Linked DNA regions of Homo sapiens: region 1 is linked to region 2. A link is a loop called in an ENCODE intact Hi-C map of the cell type or tissue named here. Cell type or tissue: A673. All regions are shown on one strand.

Region 1 (8,000 bases), 170 kb before region 2:
CCCAGACACACCTGTCAGATACACCCTCACCTGGCCAGATGCATCTCTCAACAATCACACATTCATTCACCTTGTCTAGAAGCCCCAACCACGAGGCCACCCTTGCCTATCCTAGACACACCCATCCATTAGGTACACTCTACCTTCAACCTGGAAATTAGATATACCTTCACCTGGCCCAGACACACCTGTCCACAGGTACACTCTCACCTGGCCCAGGCAGCCTAGTCCATAGGTACATGCTCTCTACAGGGATACATCACCTGACCCGTGCATTCATGCTTGGCATAGACAGCTGGGCACCTCCACCAACAGACACATCCTCTTCTGCCCCAGACAGCCCTGAACCTACGTGTACTCTAATCACCTAGCCTGGACTCTCCTGTCCACAGGTACACCCAGACTTGGCCTGTTTACCGTCACCTGTACCTGGGCGGGCCAGGTACACACTCACTTGACCCATATCTCATGTCCCAGAGAGTCACCTAGCCCAGTAACTCACCCTACCCTCACCTTAGAGAGGCCTATGTGTGGCAGGTACACACTGAGATCACCTATATACCATCTTTACCTGGATGGATAGTCTCATATGGCCTGGACACCCTCACCTACCTTGGACAAGTTTATGTGGCAGGTGCCTCCTCACATGATCTGTACAACTTCACATACCAGACACACATTATTGGGTACCTTCACCTGATCCACCCACCTGCTTTGGACAGGTCTGTGTGGCAGGTATGCCCTCTCAGGTGACCTGTATACCATCACCTTAAATGTTTTCACTGAGACAGGTATCCCCACTAGACCCAGAGAACTCTGACCGCAGGCCAGCTCAACCGGCTTGCACATTCACCCTTCTACCAGGTACACCCTCACCTGCCTTCCTGTACAAACTCATAGAGTTCAGATACACACCCGCTCACTTCCTCTCATGATCCAGATACTCCTATTTACCTGACTTGTACACCCTCACCTGAACCATAATACCTTTACCTGAGCTGGCTACAGTCACATGACCCAAGTACTTTCACCTGGTCTAAGTGTTCTCATCTGGCCCGGGAACCCATGTCCAGCAGGTGCCTTACCTACCCAGCACCTGTTCACTGACCCAAACACCCTTTTCTAGCCAACCAACCAACCAACACATTCCCATCTGACCTCGTTTCTTTTTTGTTTTTCTTTTTTGTTTTTTTGAGACAGAGTTTTGCTCTTTTGTGTGTGTGTGTTGAGTCAGAATCTTGTTATGTCGCCCAGGCTGGAGTGCAGTGGCACAACCTCGGCTCACTGCAACCTCTGCCTCCCAGGCTCAAGCAATTCTCCTGCCTCAGCCTCCCGAGTAGCTGGGACTACAGGCATGTGCCACCACGCCCAGCTAGTTTTTTGTATTTTTAGTAGAGATGGGGTTTCATGGTATTAGCCAGGATGGTCTCAATCTTCTGACCTTGTGATCCACCCACCTCAGCCTCCCAAAGTGCTGGGATTACAGGCGTGTGCCACCGCGCCTGATCTGTTATTTTTTGTTTGTTTGTTTTTGAGACAGGGTCTTGCTCTGTCACCCAGGCTGGAGTGCAGTGGCAGGATCTCGGCTCACTGCAACCTCATCCTCCTGGGTTCAAGCGATTCTCCTGTCTCAGCCTCCTGAGTAGCTGGGACTACAGGTGCCCACCACCTCGCCCAGCTAATTTTTGTATTTTTAGTAGAGACGGGGTTTCACCATGTTGGTCAGCCTGGTTTCAAACTCCTGACCTCATGATCTGCCCGCCTCGGCCTCCCAAAATGCTGGGATTACAGGCGTGAGCCATGGCACCCAGCCCTCCTTCTGTTTCTTATATAACAACTCATGGCCAGGCGTGGTGGCGCACACCTGTAATCCCAACCCTTTGGGAGGCCAAGGAGGACAGTTTGCTTGAGATCAGGAGCTCAAGACCAGCCTGGGCAACAGGGCAAAACCCTGAATCTACAAAAAATACCAAAATTAGCTGGGCATGGTGGTGCGCACCTGTGGTCCCAGCTACTCAGGAGGCTGAGGCAGGTGGATCACTCAAGCCCAGGAGGGGGAGGTTGCAGTGAGCTATGATGGCACCACTGCACTCCAGCCTGAGCGACAGAGTGAGACCCTGTCTACAAAACAGACGACTCATACACCTTCACCTGGAGGGCTCCCACCTTCCTCACCTGACCTGCCAGCACCACCCCTCTGCCTGGGGTGGATCCTCTGTGGCCAGGCTGGCCAGGCTACAGGCATCAGCCTCTAATCCTGCATCCCCACAGCCCATCAAGCGGGACTTGATCCTGACGCCCAAGTGTGTGTATGTGATTGGGCGAGAGAAAGTGAAGAAGGGACCTGAGAAGGGCCAGGTGTGTGAAGTCTTGAAGAAGAAAGTGGACATCCAGGCTCTGCGGGGAGTCTCCCTCAGGTGAAGCCAGGTCCTTACCTGCCGCACAGTCACTCTCACCTGTCCCCTGGCTGCCCTCATTCTAGTGACCCCGTCTGTTACCCTGACAATCTTACCTGGTGCCATGCCTGTAGCCCTCTGTTGGCCCCACCTGTCATGTTCACCTGCCCCCTATGCTCATGATCCTTAGATGCCAAATCCTTCCGTCCTGCACCTTACCCTCTTACTAGACCTCACCTGGCCCTCTTCTGTAACCACCTCTTCCACTCCTTGCCACATCCCCCTTTTTCTCCTACCTGGTCACCGCTGACTTGGCCCTTAGCTGACCCTTCCCTAAATCCACCTTCAGCCACCTTCATCTGTCTCTCTCACCTGTCGCCCTCACCTGTGTCCCACCTGACGCTCTCACCCGCCCCTCCCCAGCACGCGACAGGACGACTTCTTCATCCTCCAAGAGGATGCCGCCGACAGCTTCCTGGAGAGCGTCTTCAAGACCGAGTTTGTCAGCCTTCTGTGCAAGCGCTTCGAGGAGGCGACGCGGAGGCCCCTGCCCCTCACCTTCAGCGACACGTACGGCCCCGCCAACCCCAGCACCATCTCGGGGTGGTCTCGGCGCGGCGCACCCTCTCCCGCCCCACCGACCCGGCCGAACTGCGCTTCGGCCCCGGCCGCGGCCCCGCCCCTGCCCCAACCAGCGAGAGTTGGGTGGGGCGGGGGACCTCAGCCAGCGCCCCCAAGCTTTCTTCTCTCCCCATAGACTACAGTTTCGGGTGAAGAAGGAGGGCTGGGGCGGTGGCGGCACCCGCAGCGTCACCTTCTCCCGCGGCTTCGGCGACTTGGCAGTGCTCAAGGTTGGCGGTCGGACCCTCACGGTCAGCGTGGGCGATGGGCTGCCCAAGAGCTCCAGTGAGTCTGCGCGGAACTAGGGCAGAGGGGGCGGGGCCAGCGAGGCTGGTTAAGAGTGGACGAAGGCCAGGAAGGGGAGTGTCTACAGAGAGAGAGAGAGAGACTTTTGAGTTTTGTGGTTTTTTTAAGACGGAGTCTCACTCTGTCGCCCAGGCTGGAGTGTTGTGGCACGATCTTGGCTCACCGCAACCTCCGCCACCCGGGTTCAAGCGATTGTCTTGCCTCAGCCTCCCGAGTAGCTGGGATTACAGGCGCCTGCCACCGCGCCCAGCTAATTTTTGTAGTTTTAGTAGAGACGGGGTTTCACCATCTTGGCCAGGCTGGTCTTGAACTCATTACCTCATGCTCCACCCGCCTCGGCCTCCCAAAGTGCTGGGATTACAGGCGTGAGCCACTGCGCCCGGCCAGAGAGACAGACTTTTAAACAAAGGCCGCAACCAATTAGTGGGCGTGAAATGTGGAGGAGGGACGTGGCCATGGAGGAAACCAATCAAAATAGTGGGGCGGGGCCAGCAGGCTGGACCAGAGAGGGCAACAGCAAGGAAGGGGCGGGTCTAGAGAGAGAGAAAGACTGTTAAGGAGAAGACATGACCAATGCGGGGGCGAGAAATGTAGAGGGGTGCGGCCAGAGCGGCAACCCTGGAACTGGGTAGTGATGAAGGAGTGACCTAAAGTGGGCGGGCCCAAAGAGCAAGGCCAGTGAGGTGTTGGGCCCTTGGGGGGCGAGGCCAATTAGTGGGCGGAGCCAGTGTAACTGTACCTAAGGGGCGGTGCTAATGGGAGAGCCTGAGGGGGCGGGGTGCGGCGGAGCCTCAGAATGGACTAGATTTGTGGGCGGGGCAAAGAGCGTGGTCTGTCTGTCATTCAACTCCCTGACACTCTTCTTTCAGAGCCTACGCGGAAGGGAATGGCCAAGGGAAAACCTCGGAGGTCGTCCCAAGCCCCTACCCGGGCGGCCCCTGCGCCCCCCAGAGGTGAGGAGCTGCGTCCCTTGCTATATTCCCTTGTCTGTTGTGGGTCCCATGGCCTAAGCCAGACCTTCAGCAAACGAAATCTAACAAACACAGTTTACCACTCACTTCTCTGTCCAGGACTCTCCGTAGCTCCACATCTCCCGCAGAATAAAGGCTAAACTTAGTTTGGCATTCAGAGCCCTTCAAAACCCAAACCCAGCTAACCACTGACATCTTCTCTCCTCCTACCCTACACTCCTGCCCTGTAAACTACATCTTTTTTTTTTTTTTTTTTTTTTTGAGATGGAGTCCAACTCTGTCTCCCAGGCTGGGGTGCAGTGGAGCGATCTCGGTTCACTGCAACCTTCACCTCCTGGATTCAAGCGATTCTCCTGCCTCAGCCTCCCGAGTAGCTGAGATTACAGGCACCCGCCACCACGCCCGGCTAATTTTTGTATCGTTTTAGTAGAGACAGGGTTTCACCACGTTGTTCAGGCTGGTCTCGAACTCCTGACCTCAGGTGACCCGCCCGTCTCGGCCTCCGAAAGTGCTGGGATTAACAAGCATGAGCTACGGCGCCTGGCCTCAAACTACATCTTATTTTCCCAATTCACAAAATTTATTCTTACCTCCAGGCCTTTGGGCCGTTTTCTCTGCTTCTCTCTCAAATTCCCATTCCATTCGTTGAGCTCTTATTTATCCACCAAGACGTACCCACAGAAGCTCTCCTACAGAGGATAGGAGGAGGGAAACTTGCCCCTGCAAAGCCACTCCTGGCCAGGCAAGATGGCTCACACCTGTAATCCAAGCACTCTTGGTAGGCCAAGGCAGGAGGATCACTTGAGTTCAAGATCAGCCTGGGCAACATAGCAAGATCCTGTCTCTACCAAAAATTCTTTCTTTTTTTTTTTTTTTTTGAGACAGTCTCGCTCTGTCACCCAGGCTGGAGTGCAGTGGCATGATCTTGGCTCACTGCAACATCCACCTCCTGGGTTCAAGCGATTCTCCTGCCTCAGCCCCCTGAGTAGCTGGGACTACAGGCGTGTGCTACCACGCCTAGATTTTTTTTTTTTTTTTTTTTTTGAGACAGAGTCTAGCCCTGTTGCCCAGGCTGGGGTGCAATGGTGCGGTCTCAGCGCACTGCAACTTTCCACCTTCTGGGTTCAAGAGATTCTCCTGCCTCAGCCTCCCCAGTAGCTGGGATTACAGGCATGCACCACCATGCCCAGCTAATTTTATCTTTAGTAGAGACAAGGTTTCACCATGTTGGCCAGACTGGTCTGGAACTCCTGACCTCGTGATCCACCCGCCTCGGCCTCCCAAACTGCTGGGATTACAGGTGTGAGCCACCGCGCCCGGCCTTTTTTTTTTTTTTTTTTTTGAGACGGTGTCTTGCTCTGTTGCCCAGGCTGGAGTGCAGTGGCGTGATCTTGGCTCACTGTAACCTCCACCTCCCAGGTTGAAGCAATTCTCCTGCCTCAGCCTCCCGAGTAGCTGGGACTACAGGCACACGCCATCATGCCTGGCTAATTTTTGTATTTTTAGTAGAGGCAGAGTTTCACTATGTTGGCCAGGCTTGTCTCAAACTCCAGACCTCGTGATCAGCCCACCTTAGCCTCCCAAAGTGCTAGGATTACAGGCGTGAGCCACCGCGCCTAGCCTAAAAATTCTTTTTAAATTAGCTGGGCATGGTGGTGTGTGCCTATAGTCCCAGCTATTTAGGAGGCTGAGAGGGGAGAATATCATGAGCCTAAGAGTTGGAGTCTGCAGTGAGCTATGATCTCACTGCTGCACTCCATCCTGGGCCACAGAGCAAAACCCTGTCTCTAAACAAATAAAAAATAAATAAGGCCAAGTACAGTGGCTCATGCCTGTAAAACCAGCATGTTGGGAGGCCGAAGTGGGAGGATTGCTTGAGGCCAGGAGTTTGAGACCAGCCTGAGCAACATAGTGAGACCCCATCTCTACTTTAAAAATTATAAAAATCAACTGGGCATAGTGGAGCATACCTGTAGTCCCAGCTCCCCTTAAAAGGAGGCTAAGGAGGGAGGATTGCTTGAGCCCAGGAGGTCAGAGTTGCAGTGAGCTACGATTGTACCACTGCACTCCAACCTGGGCGAGAGTGAGACCATGTCTCAAAATAAACAAATAAAAGTAAAAAATAATTGGCCAGGCGCGGTGGCTCATGCCTGTAATCCCAGCACTTTGGGAGGCCAAGGCGGGCGGATCACAAGGTCAGGAGATCGAGACCATCCTGGCTAACATGATGAAACTCCGTCTCTACTAAAAATATTTAAAAAATTATCCAGGCGTGGTGGCAGGTGCCTGTAGTCCCAGCTACTCGGGAGGCTGAGGCAGGAGAATGGCGTGAACCCAGGAGGCGGAGCTTGCAGTGAGCCGAGATCGCGCCACTGCACTCCAGCCTGAGCGACTGAGCAAGACTCCATCTCAAAAAAAAAAAAAAGTAAAAAATAATTTTAAAATTATGCTTAAAAAAGCTTCTGTCTAGGCCCTCCTAGCGGCAGAGTCCCTCCGTCTGGCCCAATCCTTACCACACTGGGTTGAGAGTGTCGCAGTCTCCTCCCTCAGCCTGAGAACTTGAAGCCAAGTCCTCCTCAAATCCTCCTAGCATCACCCTAATACATGTCTTCATCCTTGCTCCTGCCACAGGCATGGATCGCAATGGGGTGCCCCCCTCTGCCAGAGGGGGCCCCCTGCCCCTGGAGATCATGTCTGGAGGGGGCACCCACAGGCCTCCCCGGGGCCCTCCGTCCACATCCCTGGGAGCCAGCAGACGACCCCGGGCACGTCCGCCCTCAGAGCACAACACAGAATTCCTCAACGTGCCTGACCAGGGCATGGCCGGGTAGGTGGGGTGGGAGGGCAGCTCCAGGAGGTGGGCAGGGGGTAGGGGAGTGTCTGGGGCTGTGACTCAAACCCCCTGTGCCCACAGCATGCAGAGGAAGCGCAGCGTGGGGCAACGGCCAGTGCCTGGTGTGGGCCGACCCAAGCCCCAGCCTCGGACACATGGTCCCAGGTGCCGGGCCCTATACCAGTACGTGGGCCAAGATGTGGACGAGCTGAGCTTCAACGTGAACGAGGTCATTGAGATCCTCATGGAAGGTGTGTGTACCAGGGCAGAAGCTGGGGTGAGGGGAGTGGTAAGAACCCTGACATCGGCCGGGCGCGGTGGCTCACGCCTGTAATCCCAGCATTTTGGGAGGCCAAGGCGGGCAGATCACGAGGTCAGGAGATCGAGACCATCCTGGCTAACACAGTGAAACCCCGTCTCTACTAAAAATACAAAAAATTAGCCGGGCGTGGTGGCGGGCGCCTGTAGTCCCAGCTACTCGGGAGGCTGAGGCAGGAGAATGGCATGAACCCGGGAGGCGGAGCTTGCAGTGAGCCGAGATTGCGCCAACACACTCCAGCCTGGGCGATAGAGCGAGACTCCGTCTCAAAAAAAAAAAAAAAAAGAACCCTGACTGACATTGCCAGGCAGACCCCACCACTGCACACCCTCCCCACGGGAGAACAGAGATAACAGATGGGCGAGGTGGCTCATACCTGTAATCCCAGCACTTTCAGTGGCTGAGGCAGGAGGATCACTTGAGGTCAGGAGTTTGAGACAAGCCTGGGCAACCTAGCAAGACCCCATCTCTACAAAAGATTTACAAAAAAAAAACTTTTAAAGAGTAGAAATGGCCGGATGCAGTGGCTCACACCTGTAATTCCAGCACTTTGG
Region 2 (8,000 bases):
AAAAAAAAGAGGTCTGGCACGGTGGCTCAGGCCTGTAAACTCAGCTCCTCGGGAGGCTGAGGGAGGAGAATCGCTTGAACCTGGAAGGCAGAGGTGGCAGTGAGCTAAGACTGCGCCATTGAACTCCAGCCTGGGTGACAGAGCAAGACTCCATCTCAAAAAAAAAAAAGGCCGGGCGCGATGGCTCACGCCTGTAATCCCAGCACTTTGGGAGGCCGAGGCGGGTGGATCACGAGGTCAGGAGATCGAGACCATCCTGGCTAACATGGTGAAACCCCGTCTCTACTAAAAATACAAAAAATTAGCCAGGCGTGGTGGCAGGCACCTGTAGTCCCAGCTACTCAGGAGGCTGAGGCAGGAGAATGGCGTGAACCCAGGAGGTGGAGCTTGCAGTGAGCCGAGATGAGGCCACTGCACTCCAGCCTGGGCAACAGAGCGAGACTCTGTCTCAAAAACAAAAAAAACAAGAAACAAAACAACAACAACACACACACACGTATACGTAATACATAAGTGCATAAGTGCATAGATAGATAAAATACACTCACATAGAGACGTATTCTTATATATTTATATAATACACTCATGCAGGGTGAGATAATACACACTTTTTTGTACATCTTCTTTTTCTGACCCACTTAAGGATATATTGCACACATAACGTGTGCCTTTTGCCCTTTACTAAGAAAAAAAAGTGTTTATATAACCGTGGTACAGCTAGCAATTTCAGGAAATTTGACCCTGACATAGTACTGTTATCTAATCTATGGTCCATATTCCAGTTTCATCAATTGTGTCAAGCATGACCTGAACAGCTGTGGTTTGTGTTTCTGTTTGTTTTCCTTTGTTTTGGAGACAGGGTCTCACTCTGTCATTCAGGCTGGAGTGCAGTGGTGCGATTATAGCTCACTGCAGCCTCCAACTCCTGGGCTCAAGTGATCCTCCTGCCTCAGCCTCCTGAGCAGCTGGGACTACAGGCACATGCCACCACACCAGGCTAATTTTGGTATTTTTTGGTAGAGACAGGGTTTAGTTACATTGCCCAGGCTGGTCTCAAACTTGAACTCCTGAACTCAGGCGATCCTCCCACCCCGGCATCCCACAGACCTGGGATTACAGGCATGAGCCACTGTGCCTGGCCACAGCTGTTTTTTGTTTTGTTTTGTTTTTTTAAAAAAAACTGAGTCTCCCTCTTTTGCCCAGGCTGGAATGCAGTGGCATGATCTCAGCTCACCACAACCTCAGCCTCCTGGGTTCAAGCAATTCTCCTGCCTCAGCCTCCTGAGTAGCTGGGAATACAGGCACACGCCACCATGCCCAGCTAATTTTTGTATTTTTAGTAGAGATGGGGTTTCACTATGTTGGTCAGGCCGGTCTCGAACTCTGACCTCATGATCCTCCCGGATACACTATAATGTGCTAGGATTACAGGCGTAAGCCACCGCGCCCGGCCTCACAGCCATGTTTTTTATGAGCAGGACCCTATCCAGAATCATCCACTGCATTTCATTGTCATATCCTGTTGGTCCTTTTTTTTTTTTTTTTTAATCTGAGACAGGGTCGTTGTTATGTTGCCGAGGCTGGTCTCAAATCTGGACTCAAGCAATCTTCCTGCCTCAGCCTACTGAGTAACTGGGAATACAGGTGCATTCGCTATACCAGGCAGGGCACTGGCATTTTTTGAGACACGGTCTCACTTTGTCACCAAGGCTGGAGTGCAGCAGTGAGATCACAGCTCACTGCAGCCTCAACCTCCTGGGCTCAAGTGATCCTCCCACCTCAGCCTCCTGAGTAGCTGGGACAACAGGCATAAGCCACTATGCCTGGCCAAACACTGATATTTTCGAGATGTACACACCGGTTTTTTGTAGCACGTCCTCCATTTTGCATTTGTCTGATGCAGATGTTTCTTCCCCTTAAGGTGCCTGTTATGTATTTTTGGCAGTGATGTTGTGTCCTTCTCAGTGTATGATATCAGGAGGCACATGATATCTGTTTGCTCATTGGCACCATGAATGGTGCTAAGATTTAACTACATAAGTTGAATCCTAGATGGTCAATGCTGCAATGGGGTAAGCACACAGGCCTAGAAGAGTATAGAAAAGATGTCAATCCCATTAGGTAAGGATTCCTGGAGCAGGGGTCCTAAGACTGAGAGATGCTTGACAGAGTCCTAGACAAAGTGTACAGGAAATAGATGACTCAGGTTCAAGGAAGAGCATGAAAAATTCTCTCTGGCTTGAGACATGCAGGATTCTTCTCAGACAAGCCCACAAGGTTGTTAGGACTATGTAATGGCACATCGTGTCCAGTGACTGGCCTCTACCGCCCCCAGCAACTAACCACAGTCTTCCTGCCACACTGTACTCACATCCAGGTCACCAAGAAAGGTCAGCCCAAGAGCAGGACCTCAAACACTCAGGGCAGAAAGGATGACTCAGAATCTGGGCTGGTGCTCAGAAGGGAACGGGGTTGCCTTTCCACCCTCCCCTATTAGCTTTTCCCCATAATTCCTTCCAGTCTGGGAACTTGTACATTGCAGGGCAGACAGCTATGAAGTCACTAAGGAAATAATAACTGTAGCAGCGTACATTTATTTAGTGCCACCTTTACACCATCAGACACTTGTGTAATCCATTTTATCTCAACCTCAAGTCGGTCCCTGAAAGGAGATAAATTGAGCTTCTGAGACCTTTAGGAATTTGGACAAAGTCACACAGCTCAGAAGGGTCAAGATTTGAACCTAGGCCAGGCGTGGTGGCTCATGTCTGTAATTCCAGCAATTTGGGAGGCTGAGGTGGGCAGATTACCTGAGATCAGGAGTTTGAGACCAGCCAGGCCAACCTGGTGAAAACTTCTCTCTACTAAAAATACAAAATATTAGCTGGGCATGGTGGTGAGTGCTACCTCCCAGCTACTTGGGAGGCGGAGGCAGGAGAATCGCTCTAACCTAGGAGGCAGAGGCTGCAGTGAGCCAAGATCGCACAACTGCACTCCAGCCTGGGTGACAAAGCCAGAATCCATCTCAAAAAAAGAGATAAAAAAAAAGATTTGAACCTAGTTCTCTTTAGTTCCAAACCATTGAATCTCTCTTTCTGTCTTTTAAGACGGTGGCGGGGGAGGGCACGTGGGGTGGTGGTGGGATGTCTTGCTGTGTTGCCAAGGCTGGATTGGAACTACTGGGCCCAAGAAATCCTCCCATCTCAGCCTGCTCACTAGCTGGAATTAACGGTGCCCAAAACCGTGACCTCTTTTATTTTATTTTTCATTTAATTTTGTTGTTGTTTTGTTTTTGAGACGGAGTCTCACTCTGTCGCCCAGGCTGGAGTGCAGTGGCACTATCTCGGCTCACTGCAAGCTCCACCTCCTGGGTTCATGCCATTCGCCTGCCTCAGCCTCCCGAGTAGCTGGGATTACAGGTGCCCGCCACCAGGCCCAGCTAATTTTTTGTATTTTTAGTAGAGATGGGGTTTCACCGTGTTAGCCAGGATGGTCTTGATCTCCTGATCTCATGATCCGCCCGCCTCGGCCTCCCAAAGTGCTGGGATTACAGGCGTGAGCCACCGTACCTGGCCTATTTTTAAAGCTTGTCATTGTTTTGTAATTTACGATTTATTTATTTATTTATTTGAGACAGCGTCTTGTTCTGTCACCCAGGCTGGAGTGCAGTGGGGCGATCTCGACTTACTACTACCTATGCCTCCCAGCTTCAGGGGGTTCTTATGCCTCAGCCTCCTGAGTAGCTGGGATTACAGCTGCTGGCCACCATGCCCGGCTAATTTTTGTATTTCTAGCAGAGACTGGGTTTCACCATGTTGATCTTGAACTCCTGATCTCCAGTGATCCACCCGCCTCGGCCTTCCAAAGTGTTGGGATTACAGGCGTGAGCCATCGCGCCCAGCCTATTTTTATTTTTGGGAAATTATTTTTACAACAATAAGAAAAAGCTAGAGATAGATTCCCCCACTACCCCCCACCCCGAAAATTCCTTCTCTGTATATACCCGGTTTGACAACCGCGGCCCCGGGGGGTTTACCCTAGATAGCAGCGCCCTCTGGTGGTGAACTCGAGAGCAGCTGTTCTGGCCGCTCAGACGCGCTCCTTTCCCGCTGATCCCAGGCGCCTGAGAGGAAGTTCAAGGCCTCCTGGCGGCTGCCCGCCCGCTGTGGGAGGCTCGAGAAGACTGAGTAAATCAAGGGGGAAGTGGAGATGATGACGACGATGATGATTTTTGAGACAGAGTCTCGCTCTGTCGCCCAGGCTGGAGTACAGTGGCGCGATCTCGGCTCACTGCAACCTACACCTCCCGGGTTCAGGGGATTCTCCTGCCTTGGCCTCCCAAGTAGCTGGGACTACAGGCGCACGCCACCACACCCGACTAACTTTTGTATTTGTAGTAGAGATGAGGTTTCACCATGTTGGCCAGGCTGGTCTCAAACTCCTGACTTCAAGTGATCCACCCGCTTCAGCCTCCCAAATTGCTGGGATTATAGGCGTGAGCCACTGCACCCCGGTTGAGACAGTCTTGCTCTTGGCCCAGGCTGCAGTGCAGTGGCGTGATCATAGCTTACTGTAGCCTCAAATTCCTGGGCTCAATCAATTCTGCCATCTCAGCATCCTGAGTAGCTGGGACTACGGGAACATGCTACCATCCCCAGCTAATTTTTAAAAATGTCTGCTGGGTGCAGTGGCTCATGCCTGTAATCCCAGCACTTTGGGAGGTCGAGGCGGGTGGATTACGAGGTCAGCAGATGGAGACCATCCTGGCTAATGCGGTGAAACCCCATCTCTACTAAAAATACAAAAAATTAGCCAGGCATGGTGGCAGGTGCCTGTAATCCCAGCTACTAGGGAGGCTGAGGCAGGGGAATTGCTTGAACCCTGGAGGCGGAGCTTGCAGTGAGCCGAGATTGCGCCACTGCACTCCAGCCTGGGCGACAGAGCAAGACTCTGTCTCAAAAATAAATAAATAAATTTTCTAGAGACAGGGTCTTGCTTTGTTGCCCAGGCTGGTCTCAAACTCTCAGCCTCAAGCAATTCTCCTGTCTTAGCCTCTCGAGGCACTAGGATTACAGGCATGCACACCACAACTGGCCAATGCTGTCTTTTGAAGCTCCTGACTGGGGCCAATTAGCTCTCATGTCAGGGGTGTCAATGTTCTGAGACAGGCCGGGCACAATGGCTCACGCCTGTAATCCCAGCATTTTGGGAGGCAGAGGTGGGCGGATCACCTGAGGTCAGGAATTTGAGACCAGCCTCGCCAACATGGTGAAACCCTGTCTCTACTAAAAATACAAACAATTAGCTGGGCTGATAGCAGGTGCCTGTAATCCCAGCTACTGGAGAGACTGAGGCTGAAGAATTGCTTGAATTCGGGAGGCGGAGCTTGCAGTGAGCTGAGATCGCGCCACTGTACTCCAGCCTTGGCGACAGAGCGAGACTGTCTCAAAAAAAAAAAAAAAAAAAAAAAAAAAACTGTTCAGAGACAGGCGCAGTCTCTCTGGGCAGTTAAGCATTCCAGATGGGGGCAGGGGTGCCTTGGAGTTTCCAGGAGGCCCCTAAAATGGCAAAGGAGCTGAAAGTGGCTCCCAAGGGGTTCAATGTATTCTGGAGTGCCCGGGAACCTCCTCCCTCTCTCTTTTCTTTTCTGACTCAAGCCTCAGCCTGGGACAGGGTGGGAGAGAGAAGGGTCACATTTTCTACCATGAACACCCAGGGTATTAGGAATGTGGGGGAGGAGGGAAGTTGTTTAAGAGGTCTAAGAGCATCTTCCTCACCCACGCAAGCAAAATTCCTTTTCTTTCTTTCTTTCTCTTTCCTTCTTTCTTTCTTTCTCTTTCTTTCTTTCTATTTCCGTCCCTCCCTCTCTCTCTTTCTTTCTTTTCTCCCCTCTTTCTCTCTTTCTTCCTTCCATCCTTCCCTCCCTCCCTCCTTTCTTCCTTTTTCTTTCCTTCTTTTTCTTTCTTTCTCTTTCCCTCCCTCCCTCTTTTTCTTTCTTCTTTTCCCCCCTTTCTCTCTTCCTTCCTTCCTTCCCTCCCTCCCTCCTTTCTTTCTTTCTTTCTTTCTTTCTTTCTTTGTCTCTCTTTTCTTTCTTTCTTTTTTTTTTGACAGAGTCTCGCTCTGTCACCCAGGCTGGAGTGCAGTGGCGCGATCTTCGCTCACTGAAACCTCTGCCTCAGCCTCCTGAGTAGCTGGGATTACAGGTGCACAGCACCATGCCCGGATACATTTTTTAGTTTTAGTACAGATGGGGTTTCGCCATGTTGGCCAGGCTGGTCTCCAACGCCTGACCTCAGGTGATCCGCCCACCTCAACCTCCCAAATTGCTGGGCATGCAGGCATGAGCCACCGTGCCCGGCCCCTTTTCTTTCTTATACCTCTCCCCACTGGCTAGCTAGGCAGGAATACTCTTCAGAAATTCTTGGTCTGCAGGGAGCTTGAAATCACCTTTCAATCTTTCCATTCAGTGAAAATTTATTGAGTGTCTACTGTGTGCTGAGCACCTGTGGTGGGATTCTGAGTAGCTGGGATTACAGGCGCCCACCACCACAGGCTGGAGTGCAATACTGCACTCTCAGCCCATTGCAACCTCTGCCTCCTGAGTTCAAGTGATTCTCCTGCCTCAGCCTCCTGAAGAGCTGGGATTACAGGCGCACGCCACAATGCCCAGCTAAATTTTGTTTTTTTTTTTTGAGACGGAGTCTCGCTCTGTCACCTAGGCTGGAGTGCAGTGGTGCGATCTTGGCTCACTGCAAACTCCGCCTCCCGGGTTCATGCCATTCTCCTGCCTCAGCCTCCTGAGTAGCTGGGACTACAGGCACCCGCCACCACGCCCGTCTAATTTTTTGTATTTTTAGTAGAGACGGGGTTTCACCGTGTTAGCCACGATGGTTTCAATCTCCTGACCTCGTGATCCGCCTGCCTTGGCCTCCCAAAGTGCTGGGACTACAGGCGTGAGCCACCGCGCCTGGCCAATTTTTGTATTTTCAGTAGAGACGAGGGTTTCAACATATTGGTCAGGCTGGTCTCGAACTCCTGAACTCAAGTGATCCGCCTGCCTCAGCCTCACAACATTCTGGGATTACAGGCATGAGCCACCACTCTGGCCGCAATTTCCAATCTCCTTTTCTCTCTCTCTGTCTCTCTCTCTCTCTCTCTCTCTCTCACACACACACACACACACACACAAACACACACCCCTCTGCTTCCATCATAACACCTTCTATAACTCTGACCCTCCTACCTTTCTCTTCTTTTTTATTTTGAGACAGAGTCTCTGTCTTTCAGGCTGAAGTGCAGTGGTGTGATCTTGGCTCACTGCAATCTCTGCTTCCTGGGTTCAAGAGAAGTGATTCTCATGCCTCAGCCTCTGGAGTAGCTGGGACTACAGGCATGCACCACCATGCCTGGCTAAATTTTTTGTGTGTTTTTAGTAGAGGAAGGGTTTCACCATGTTAGCCAGGCTGGTCTCGAACTCCTGGCTTCAAGTGATCTGTCCGCCTCAGCCTCCTAAAGTGCTGGGATTACAGGCGTGAGCCACTGTGCCAGCCATAATGATTTTATGTTATGAGACAGGGTCTCACTCTGTTGCCCAGGCTGCAGTACAGTGGCTCAATCATGGCTCACTGCAACTTCGACCTCCTGGGCTCAAGCGATCCTCCTGCCTCAGCTTCCCAATGTGCTGGGATTACCGGAATGTGTCACTGCACCTGGCCAATAATCAGGTTTTTATCTTGCCTTTCTTCTCTAAAAGTGTCACTGGAAAACCAGATAGTACATAAGAAGAAGTATCTTGCATAAAAAAAAAAAAAAGAATTCAACTAACAAATAAGGACGAAATGGCCAGGCGTGGTGGCACAAGCCTGTAATCCCAGCTACTAGGGAGGCTGAGGAAGGAGAATCACTTGAACCTGGGAGGCAGAGGTTGCAGTAAGCTGAGATTGTGCCACTGCACTCCAGCCTGGGTGACAGAGCGAGATTCCATCTCATAAAAAAAATTA

The links. A loop is a pair of places that touch in the nucleus more often than their neighbours do. Peaks named below come from ENCODE experiments on the same cell type or tissue, not always from the same donor. Only the 100,000 strongest peaks of a DNase experiment are listed, where the experiment ranks them.
Region 1: a loop joins it to region 2, with 4 times the contacts of the local background. A loop is called at or near these places in 5 of 110 quality-filtered maps.

The regions. Positions count from the first base shown.
Region 1 is chr19:8,521,755-8,529,754 of GRCh38, reverse strand. MYO1F (myosin IF) reads left to right here. Exons shown (of 28, transcript NM_012335.4): 22 at 2,272-2,417; 23 at 2,820-2,966; 24 at 3,154-3,302; 25 at 4,193-4,276; 26 at 6,926-7,121; 27 at 7,209-7,378. It overlaps LOC124904633 (a long non-coding RNA gene), which reads right to left and starts at 3,310. Exons shown (of 3, transcript XR_007067131.1): 1 at 3,211-3,310. RefSeq lists enhancers at 3,027-4,002, 6,579-7,078 and a silencer at 4,043-4,122. In A673, a CTCF peak has its summit at 4,302 (motif pointing left); DNase peaks (open chromatin) are centred at 2,904, 3,344 and 3,954; H3K4me3 peaks cover 1,746 bases; H3K27ac peaks cover 1,756 bases.
Region 2 is chr19:8,350,189-8,358,188 of GRCh38, reverse strand. No RefSeq gene overlaps it. Among named protein-coding and RNA genes, the nearest start is that of ANGPTL4, 10 kb to the left of the region's middle. RefSeq lists an enhancer at 3,981-4,060. In A673, a CTCF peak has its summit at 4,055 (motif pointing left); DNase peaks (open chromatin) are centred at 4,108 and 5,588; H3K4me3 peaks cover 507 bases; H3K27ac peaks cover 1,108 bases.